Linked DNA regions of Mus musculus: region 2 is linked to region 1. A link is a loop called in an ENCODE intact Hi-C map of the cell type or tissue named here. Cell type or tissue: gastrocnemius. All regions are shown on one strand. Each heading gives the region's core, and the rest is flanking DNA. Links, peaks and the distances in the headings are about the cores only.

Region 1 (5,378 bases), core at 164-5,163:
CTGTCTTGAAAAACCAAAAAAAAAAAAAAAAAAAAAAAAAGATTTGTTTTGGTGGTGGTGGTGGTTTTTTGATAGAGGGATTCTCTGTATAGCCCTGGCTATCCTGGAAATCACTTTGTAGACCAGGCTGACCTTGAACTCAGAGATCTGCCTGGTTCTGCTTTCTGAGTCCTAGGATTAAAGGCATGCATCACTACCACCCAGCTATACTTTTTTTTTTAATATTTAACTCTGTGTCTGTACGTGTGTGTTCTTGAGTTTTGGGGTACCCACAGAGGCCCTAGAATTGGACTTAACACTGGTTGGGAGCCACCAGACTTGGGTACTAGAAACCAAGTTCAGGTCCTCTGAAAGCACAGTACTAACCAGTAGCCACTGTGTCATTTCTTTAGTCCCTTATATTTCTATATTCAAGAACCCCCCTGAAACCGGAGTAATGAGTGGTTATAAGCCACACAGGAAGGTGAACTAAGACTGGTTCCTCGGCAAGAGCAGTATGCACTTTTAGTCTCTGAGCCATCTCTTTAGGCCCTCTTAGATTATTTTATAAGGGGGATGGGAACACATTTCTAACCCTCAGTGGGTTGTAACTAAAGCCATCTGCAAATGATGTTTTTCCACCCATCCACTTTGTTCCAAGAAATAACGAAGCTGAGACTTAATATTTCATGAATAAAGATTCTAGGCCATGAATAAAGCTTTGCTTGTTTCCCCGACTAGCTCATAATTTAATTACCCATTTATTTTACTCTAAGTCATGCCACATGGCTAGCTACCTGGTCCTCAGCTTCATGTGTCTACCTCCTCCGATGTTGTGGGAGAATCTCCTGTGCCTGACTCAAACCTCTCTGCCAGATGTCCCACCTTCTAATGTTTTCTCTGCTCAATTGGTCAATCAGCATTTTACTGACAGATGAATGTTTCTATACAATGCACAAGAGATTATCTCTACGGTGGATAAACCACTTTTCATGAAAATGTGAGGGGTTGGGATTCAGAGTTCCAAACTCCAGAAATCCAAAAACTAGCTGTATCAGTGAGCTCTGGGTTTGATTGAGAGACCTTGTCTCAATGAATAAGGTGGAAGAGCCAAGTAAAGATCTCTGACATTAACTCTTGGCCTCCATACACAGGTATGTGCATCCAAATCATAAAGCATACATGTGTACCAGATACATACATGAAAAACAGAAAAATTATTATAAACCTTTACCAATTATCGCCAGCTGTTTTCTCACTGACATCCATGGCACCCTTTTCTGTGTTAAGAAAACACAACAAAGCTGGGTGTGGTGGGGCACACCTTTAATCCCAGCACTTGGGAGGCAGAGGCAGGTGGATTTCTGAGTTCGAGGCCAGCCTGGTCTACAAAGTGAGTTCCAGGACAGCCAGGGCTACACAGAGAAACCCTGTCTCGAAAAACCAACCAACCAACCAAACAAACAAAAAAACCCAAACACACAACAAACAAGAAGCTCCTGAATGGAGCTGTCCTGCCCTCTCAGCCTCACTACCTCCCACAATGTCTTGCCTTTGATTATGATCCCACTTCATCTTGGCTCCAAATGACTAATCCATTCGCTTATCACTAGTACATCCTGGTGAAGGAAGGAGGGCCTGTGGTTCCTGCCCCCCTCAATCTACCAAAAAAGATGAAAAACATCACACACCTAGCTTTAACAAGCACAAACTGAGCAGACAGGAAAAGCTTACTAAGTAAGGTACAAGGAATATGGACTTAAACTGGGGCTTGAATTATCTCAACTCCCAATAAACAGAATGGAGAGCAGGTGCAGGGCCCAGAGGCAGGAATCAACATGGGACACGGAGACAAAGGGCCACAGCAGAAAGTCGGGATGGCGGAAAGCACGTCAGGCTGTTAACAGCAGCCCTACCTACAGCTCGCAGGAACTCACCTGGTTTTTTAACTTTCAATTTATGTGCGTATGCCACAGGTGTTTTGGTGCTTCTGGAGCCAGAAGAGGGTGGGTGACAGGTGCCCGGAACGGGAGTTGGAGGCATTTGTGAAGAGCCAGACCTGGGTGCTGTGAGTTGCTCTTGGGTGCTCTTAGCCATGGAGCCATCTCCCCAGACCTTTTGTGAAGAACCAGACCTGGGTGCTGTGAGTTGCTCTTGGGTGCTCTTAGCCATGGAGCCATCTCCCCAGACCTTTTGTGAAGAGCCAGACCTGGGTGCTGTGAGTTGCTCTTGGGTGCTCTTAGCCATGGAGCCATCTCCCCAGACCTTTTGGTGCTTCTTTGTTTGTACCAGTGCAGCTTAGCTGGCTTTGTCCTGACTCCTAAATGCCAGAACAGGCATGTATCACTATGCCTGGCTCTTGCTTGTCTTTTGTTTTTGGAGACAGGGTTTCTCTGTGTAGACCTGGCTGTCCTGGAACACCAGGGCCTTGAACTCTGAGTGAGATGGCCCTGCTGGGATTAAAGGTGTGTGCCACCACCTTGCTTTTTTTTTTTTCAAAGTACTTTTTCCTTATGAGATGGCTGGCTTGGAACTTGTTTTTCTTTAACAAACCAAACCCAGACACCTGAGTTTTATTTACGTGTGTGTGCCTCACATACAAGGGTGCCTGCAGAGGTCAGAAGAGAGCATTGGAACCCATGGAACTGAAGTTATAGGTGTTTGTAGGCCATCTGACTTCTGTGCGCTCAACTGCTGAGTTACCTCTAGTCATACTTTTGTTTGAGGTAAAAATCTCTTATGTAAATCAGGTTGACTCTGTCTTTTGAGTGTTGGGATTACAGCTTGAGCCACTGAGCCCAGACACTATTGATTTTCTTGCTTAAGGACAGGTTCATAGTTCAGAACTCTGACAAGCATACCCAGCAATGTCAAGATTACAAGTACAGTAGAGAATATGATCTCAAAAGTCCTCAGTAGACTATCTAGCTCCCCAAGCCTCACTCTGCTGCATAGGATTGCTCACGTCATTTGTGTCCAGGTGACTTATTTCATGCTTTAACAGGACTGACAGGACTCTTTTTTTTTTTTAAGATTTATTTATTATTATATGTAAGTACACTGTAGCTGTCTTCAGACACTCCAGAAGAGGGCGCCAGATCTTGTTACGGGTGGTTGTGAGCCACCATGTGGTTGCTGGGAATTGAACTCAGGGTTCGGAAGAGCAGTCAGTGCTCTTAACCGCTGAGCCATCTCTCTGGCCCTTCTCTTGGACACTTGCCCTAATCTTTTTTTTTTTTTTTTTTTTTTTTTGTCTTTTTGAGGCAGGGTCTCCCAGTGTAGCTCTGCTGACTGTCCTGGAACACTCCATGGAGACCAGGCTGGGAGCTATGCCTGCCTCTGCATCCCATGTGCTGGAACTAAAGGATGTGTGCCACTACGCCTGGCTCATTTCCCCCTAATCTTAAAACCTTAAAGAAGTACAGAAAAACACAAAAAGGTGCAGCTATTGTCTGCTGATCTACTGATGGTATTTAAATCTCATTAGGATTTATCTGACTGTTGTTTTAAGGACTAGAACTGGGCCATCTATGGAACACAGTAAGTTTGGTAAAGATACCTGTGACTTTCAACTGGACATGGGGGAAACCAAGGAGGCATGGGAAGGAGATCTAGGGCAGGAAGAGCTGGAGATTCACGGCTAAGCTGGGATACTAACAATGAAATCACTGTCAAAAAAACATGGTAGTCCCTTGGAGGTCAGACCAAGCTATGTTTCCTCCCATGAACAAGACTAGCTAACCCTACCGGGCAGTGGTAACACAGGCCTTTAAACCCAGCACTTGGGAGGCAGAGGCAGGTGAAAAAAAAAAAAAAACTAGCTAACCCTTCAATACAGTAAGACTTGTTTTTAATGTTTCTTCCCCTAGCATCATGCCTGTACACAACCCTGAGTGACTTTTCCGTAGACTTGGGACTTGGGGCACACTTCACCTCACAGCTCCAGCCCCTTCTTCCTCCTCAATAGTCTCCTTTCTATTTTCACCCAGTTTTTTCCATACTTACTGGTATTCCTTTCTGGAAGTGTTGCTTTTGTTGGCTACTCTAAATGCTCCAGCATTTTTACAGAACTGCTTACAAACTTTGATACAAATTTATAAAAAACCATTATTCACCACCTGTGTATGCGTTAAGAGCTGCTAGCCTGACTTTCACAGCTCAAGTTCAGGGAACTGGCTTACACCCAGGATCACTTGCCAATAATAAAATGTGTAGGGTTGTCAGAAAGGACCCACTAACCAGGATGTCGATCAGGCTAACTACAAACCCTGCTCTCCCTTTGTAAGCCCTACTAGGCATAGTCTTCCTCAGGCCGGTCTGTAGTGTGCGGAATTCCACACCCGAAACAGAAATATTTGTTATCTAGTCCTCATTTAAACCCAAATTAGGTGGGGGTGTGGTGGAAGATGCCTTTCGTTCCAGCCCCTGGGAGATGGGAAGGTCAGAATCAGCTACTTGAGCAATTCAAGGACTGCCTCGGGCTATCTGAGGTCATGCCTCAAAACCACCCCCAATTTAATTACAGCTAGTTTCTTGGGTAGACAGGGATGACCTACTATGTAGTCTCTCGGATTAAGCCTTTTAGTATTTTCAAAACCAGACATATCTTAAATCATATTCAATAAAATATTGTAACAAATAGGGTCCTTCCTTTGCTACTCTACACGTCGAATCTTGGTACTGTATCTCTCCTGCATCTATTGATATGCTTGCCCTTTTTGAAAGTCACAGAAGCTAAGGCAACCAACGCTTTGTCCAGGTCCCACAGTCGGTGGAGGGTGGGCAAATTAGGAAAATCGCCAAAGCAAGCAGTACCTTGGACCCTAGTTTCAGTAAACTTAGCTGGGAACTTTGTCCAATCTCGAGACTACCAAGGCAAAATTAACCACCCAAAGCGAACCAATTTAGAGCGAAGGCTCAGCAAGGTTAAGTCACTTGTTCAAGGTTACACCGAGCATATCAGAACCAGAATCCCAGGGCTGAACACGTCTTAACTCCAGGGCGCGATCTGTTCTACCTGCGCCACGCCACCACTGACACGTGGTCAGGGGTAGTCTCAAGTGTTTGTCGAGTTAGCAATGCCTGAAGAGAAAGTAGCCTGTAAGGAGCCTGGGTGGAGGGAAAGACCTGCACACACAGCCGGAAGCAAAGTACCCCCGAAGCCCACCAAGTTTTTCCCGCAGCGCATTCGAGCGGGCGGCCGAGCCGGCTCGCTAGGCCTCGGCCTCCCCCTGGGTCTGGGGACCCGCGAGCCCCGGAGGCCCGACTGCCATTCCCTTCTGGGTCCCCGGCTTTCAAAGCAGCACACAAACACACACACGTCCCCGGGACGTCTGCGATGGCCCGGCCGCCGCGCGCCCAGGCGCTGGGGAGCCACGTCGGGGGCGTTTCGCGTCCTC
Region 2 (5,378 bases), core at 60-5,059, 57 kb after region 1:
AGTGTTCACTGCACCAGCATGAGGACCTCAGTTCAGATCCCCACACCTATGGGAAAAGGGGGTTCTGTTGCCATAGCCCTAAGAGGTGGAAACGAAAGGATCCTGGTAGGCTCCCTGACCATCAGTTGAGCCAGTTGGTAAGGTTCAAGTTTAGTGAGAAAGGTAGCAAGCAGTAGACTCACTCAGAACTTGGAGCCTTGCTCTTTTTTTCCTGAGGAGACCTGGCTTCAGTTCCCAGCACCCACATGACAGCTCACAACCTGCCCAGTGACTTCACCATCTTCTGGTCTCTTCAGGTACTAGGCATGCACACGATGCACATGCATACATGTTGGCAAAACATTCATTCACATAAGTCGTTCTGAAAATAGTAACATGAAAATTAGTCTATGGCATAGTTAACTTGGACTTGGGAATGTAGCTAGGTTGGAACAGTGCTTGCCTGGCATGCACAAAACCTGGGACGAGTCTCCAGTATTAAATACACCAGCCATAGCGCTTCCCTGTGATCCCAACACTTGGAAAAGGGAGGAAGATCAGGATTTCAAGGGCCAGCTTGGCTACATGAAAATCAAGTTTCTAAACTATAATGTGTATGGTGATTCTTTGGGACTTTACAAGAAACTACAATTTCTCCTTTCTTCTTGCACTTAAATCCCTCAGTGCAGTAGAACGTGTGTGTAGGTGGAACACAATGCATAGTAGAGTGCTTAGGCAGGCATAGAATGAGAAGTGCTCAAACAAGATCCTATGGTTAGAGTCCCAGCTTTGCCACTTAAAACATTTAGCCCTAAGACAAATCTTTTCCTATCTTTAGTTTTATCATCAGTACCCTATTCAGGAATCCTGCCAGTTATGAGGGATTATTAAAAATACTGATCATTGTCATTTATTGTGAATTTAAGGAGGCATTTTTCAGAGTGGTTTATCTTTGCAGTAGCCTATAAGGCCAGTGAGTACCTCTTACCACCAGGCAAGAGTGGGTCAGTGTAAGCTGCATAAGGCTCTGCCTGCTGCCATCATTACCTTCCTACAGAGACTGAACAACAGCTGTGCCCTTTGAAGTCTGGGCACCCACCTGAAACACGCCTGCCAGTGTGTGTCTCCCTGGAAGTTGGCTGCACTGTGGGTGAAATATCTTGCCAAGAAAAGGACGTCTTACTAGCCAGGCATGGAGGTTCATGTCTTTAATCCCAGCATTCAGGAGGGTGAATAGAGAGAGAATCTCTTATGTACTGTGTGGAAGAATCACCTATCAATAAAAAACTGATGGCCTATTAGCTGAGGTAGAAAATAGAAGGTGGGACATCTGGCAGAGAGAGAGGATTCTAGGAAGAGTTAAAAGTAGGAGATTCACCCCAAATTCTGAGGAAGTCAGATGCATGAAACTTCGAGGTAACCAACTGTGTGGCATAGACTAAAATAAATGGATTATGTAAGTTACAAATAGTTGGAATGAGCCAAAGCTTATGGTCTAGGCATTTATTCATATAGGAGCATATCTAATTCTCAGAGTCATTATTTCTGGGAACAAAGAGAAAAGCTCATGGCTACAGATGAAGCCAGAGTTCGAGGCCAGTCTATGTACTGCAAAATTGTGCATCCAAAAAAAAAAAAGACCTGACACGGTGGCACACACCTTTAATCCCAGCACTCAGGAGGCAAATAAGGCCTGGTCTACAGAGCAAGTTGTCAAGGAGCTAGAGAGAGGGTTCAGTGGTGAAGAATACCTGCTGATCCTGCAGAGAACCAGAGTGTGATTTGCAGCATCTATACCAGGAGGCTTACAAGTGCCTGTGACTCCAGCTCCGTGGTATCCAGTGTTCTCATCTGCCTCCACAGACACCTGCACTCAGGTGCATGCGACAGTTGGGAAGACATTGCCCTCTTGGTTTTTGTTTAGTATATGTATGTGTTTTCTATATCTTTTTAATTCCAAACTACTCGGTAGAGTTAATCAGAGTGATTTCATTTCCTGTGCATTTAAAAAAAGATTTTTTTTTAAAGATTTATTTATTATTATATCTAAGTACACTGTAGCTGTCTTCAGATGCACCAGAAGAGGGCGTCAAATCTCATTACGGATGGTTGTTAGCCACCATGTGGTTGCTGGGATTTGAACTCAGGACCTTCGGAAGAGCAGTAGGTGCTCTTAACCACTGAGCCATCTCTCCAGCCCCCTAAAAAAAGATTTTTAAAAAATGACCAGAGCATAATGTGTTGTCTCACACTCTCTGTCATTAGACACACACTGACTTCTGAAAGGACCGTTGTCTCCTGAAGCTGTGTAATAGATGCATGGTGACCTGCAGTCTGCAGATCTTCCTCTCCTACTCTTTCCCTTCCAGAGTCTCACTCTATAATCTAGACTGGCCTTGAACTCATGCTCCTGCCTCAACTTTCAGCAACAGGGCATGGTAAAATTTGCCTATAATCCTTATAATTCTTTTTTTTTTTTTTTTTAAGAATTATTTATTTAATATACATGAGTACACTGTAGCTGTCCTCCTCAGACACACCAGAAGAGGGCATCAGATCCCATTACAGGTGAGCCACCATGTGGGTGCTGAGAATTGAACTCAGGACCTCTGGAAGAACAGTCTGTGCTCTTAACCACTGAGCCATCTCTCCAGCCCCAATCCTTATCATTCTTAAGGTGGAAGCAGGAAGATCAAATATTGAAAGTCATCCTAGGTTACATTGTAGTTAAAGACCAGCTTATTTGCTTTTGGGTTCTTTGGACCTTCAACTGTATTAGCATGCTTTATAAACTTTGAACAGAAAAGCAACTGCAAGCTGGGCATGGTGACACACGCCTTTAATCCCAGCACTTGGGAGGCAGAGGCAAGCAGATTTCTGAGTTGAAGGCCAGCCTGGTCTACAGAGTGAGTTCCAGGACAGCCAGGGCTATACAGAGAAACCCTGTCTCGAAAAACCAAAAAAGAAAAGCAACTGCAGCATCAACAGGGGCATTTATTTCCTGCTCTGTGTGAAGTGTTCATATTATCCTGGAGCTGACTATAAGGACACTGTTTTTTCCAGGGAGGTCAAAAATGGTTGGCATGTTAAGTGCCTAAGTCAGAGAGTGGACCAGCTAGTTTGGCTAACCTTAGTTTGAAGATCTTTAGCTTAGCAGCTCTTTTCTGACTCATCAAAATATTGAATCCTAGTGCCACATTTTATCTGCACCTCAAGACATAGGCACTTTCTTAGCTCTTTCCCTTAAAATTAGAATAATACTGACTTCCAATATTTCCCAGCAGGGGATGCCTCTTCTTGTATGTCTCTAGTTCATCTGATACTATGTGATTAATCTTCTATCCACCCTGTATCTCTGTTATAGATTTGACTTCTCTCCCAACATTGACCAAAGCCCTCTTCCAGAGCTGAAAACCTCAGTAATTGTTGGGAATGTGTAGCTATTACTCAGCCTCCAATCTGCTAGTATTCTCCTGTGACATTCTTAAAATGCTCTTGACCATGGGTCCTAGGGGCCATTTCAGTGTGGCTGTAGTGGTGTTTGGTGAACTAACTTTGGCCCCTTTTAAGTTCTGTAGCTCTTCTCTTATCTGAGCCGCAGAGCTCATCACTCTGGTAGTTTTTAACTGAGACTTTGAGCAAGTTAGCTGATCTCTGCTTGAGTTTCCTCTTTCTTTAAAATGGTAAATTCCAACTGCTGGGGCCAGAAAGATGCACACAGAACACAGAGTCAGGCCTGGTTGTTGGTCACAGCATAGCTAGTAGTAAGTAGGATTTTCAGCTTTTTTCCTGGCTTCAAAGTCCTGGGATTAAAGGCATGCACACCTGAAAATACCTGGCAGTATTTTCAACATTTTTTTTTGTTTGTTTGTTTGTTTTTCAAGACAGGGTTTCTCTGTGTAGCCTTGGCTGTCCTGGAACTCACTTTGTAGACCAGGCTGGCCTCGAACTCAGAAATCCGCCTGCCTCTGCCTCCCAAGTGCTGGGATTAAAGGCGTGTGCCACCACACCAGGCTCATTTTCAACTTTTAATATCTGTCCATGTTCCATGGTCAGCCAGTGACTGTCATGCCACTGACATGTCTTGCCATCCTCTTGGAACTTGGTAGGAGAATGGCATGGTGGTCTGATGAGGTGACATAATCAACCCAGCAGTCTGATGTCAACCCCAGGCCTCACATGAAGGTGGGAGGAACTCGACCGGACGCCTTACATTTACTATGATGGTACATACGCATTTCAAACGAGAAAGCAAGCCAGCATGGTGGTATGAGCCTTTAATCCCAGCACCGGACACAGAGGTGGCTGGATCTAAGAGTTGTAGGTCAGGTTTCCTGATCTACCTAGCAAGTTGCAGGCCACCCAAGAAGACCCTGGCCCCCCCAAAAGAAATGGGGAAGAGTAAAAGAAAATGCTTTCTTGAGTCTTTGTGCATACCTGTATTCAGGAAGAGTACAGCGGGAAAGAGAAAGGTCCTTAGTGGTTTAGAGCTGCACTCGAATCAGTGCCCGCTCTGCTGATCCCAAGCCTCCAGCAGGCAGCAGTCGCTTGCTTGCTTTGTTTTGTGTTTTGTTTTTTCAGAGGAATTTCCACCAGGATTTTCTCCAAAGCTAGTCTGGCTGCCTCTATGGTTTAGTTTCTGTGTTTGCTCGTTTGTTTTGGTTGTTTATTTGTTTTGTTTTGTTTTCAGCCTCACCGAATCCACTGAACTCAGGTTTGAAACACAGTGTGGAGATTTATCCGAACATAACTCACGTGTTGAGGTCACCAAACAAAGCGTCCCAAGCAGACTATAGAACTTGGCCTCGCCGTTCATTATTCATGGACTTTTTACCAATACAGTCTTTCCTTTTTTACCTGTACAGGTTGAATGATCCCAAAATGTCTGAAGCAGAGCGCCAGTCCATGGAGAGCGAGCGTGCGGACCGCAGCCTGTTTGTCCAGGAGCTCCTTCTTTCCACGTTAGTGCGCGAAGAGAGCTCGTCCTCAGATGAGGATGATCGGGGGGAGATGGCAGATTTTGGTGCTATGGGCTGTGTAGATATTATGCCTTTAGATGTTGCTTTAGAAAACCTAAATTTAAAAGAGAGTAATAAAGGAAATGAGCCTCCACCACCTCCTCTTTGATGACCTCCCCACTCGAAGACAATGTCCTCTGTGCTGTATTTGCCAATGAAAGTGGACAACAGCTATCCTGGGTTTGTGTGGTGATTGTAATTTCAGGTCTGTCACTCTTGTTACATTGTGTACATTCAAAAGGAAGAGAGAAATATATATGATAATCATTTCCACTTAACTAATTTTTACTTCTAGCAGGTAAATGTAGGTAGCAGTGCAGGGTGATCTCTGCTTCCTGTACCTTGACATGCAAAAGGCTCTCCTAATACTCCACATTCAAA

What was found. Hi-C counts contacts between places; a loop is a spot of excess contacts. Peaks named below come from ENCODE experiments on the same cell type or tissue, not always from the same donor. Only the 100,000 strongest peaks of a DNase experiment are listed, where the experiment ranks them.
Region 2: a loop joins it to region 1, with 2.4 times the contacts of the local background. A loop is called at or near these places in 14 of 42 quality-filtered maps.

The regions. Positions count from the first base shown.
Region 1 is chr6:72,900,200-72,905,577 of GRCm38, reverse strand. No RefSeq gene overlaps it. Among named protein-coding and RNA genes, the nearest start is that of Kcmf1, 2.9 kb to the right of the region's middle. In gastrocnemius, for the core only: a CTCF peak has its summit at 3,068 (motif pointing right); no DNase peak of the experiment used is centred there; H3K4me3 peaks cover 834 bases; H3K27ac peaks cover 1,112 bases.
Region 2 is chr6:72,842,597-72,847,974 of GRCm38, reverse strand. Kcmf1 (potassium channel modulatory factor 1) reads left to right here. Exons shown (of 7, transcript NM_019715.2): 7 at 4,845-5,378. The coding sequence ends at 5,106. Among named protein-coding and RNA genes, the nearest start is that of Kcmf1, 55 kb to the left of the region's middle. In gastrocnemius, for the core only: no CTCF peak of the experiment used is centred there; no DNase peak of the experiment used is centred there.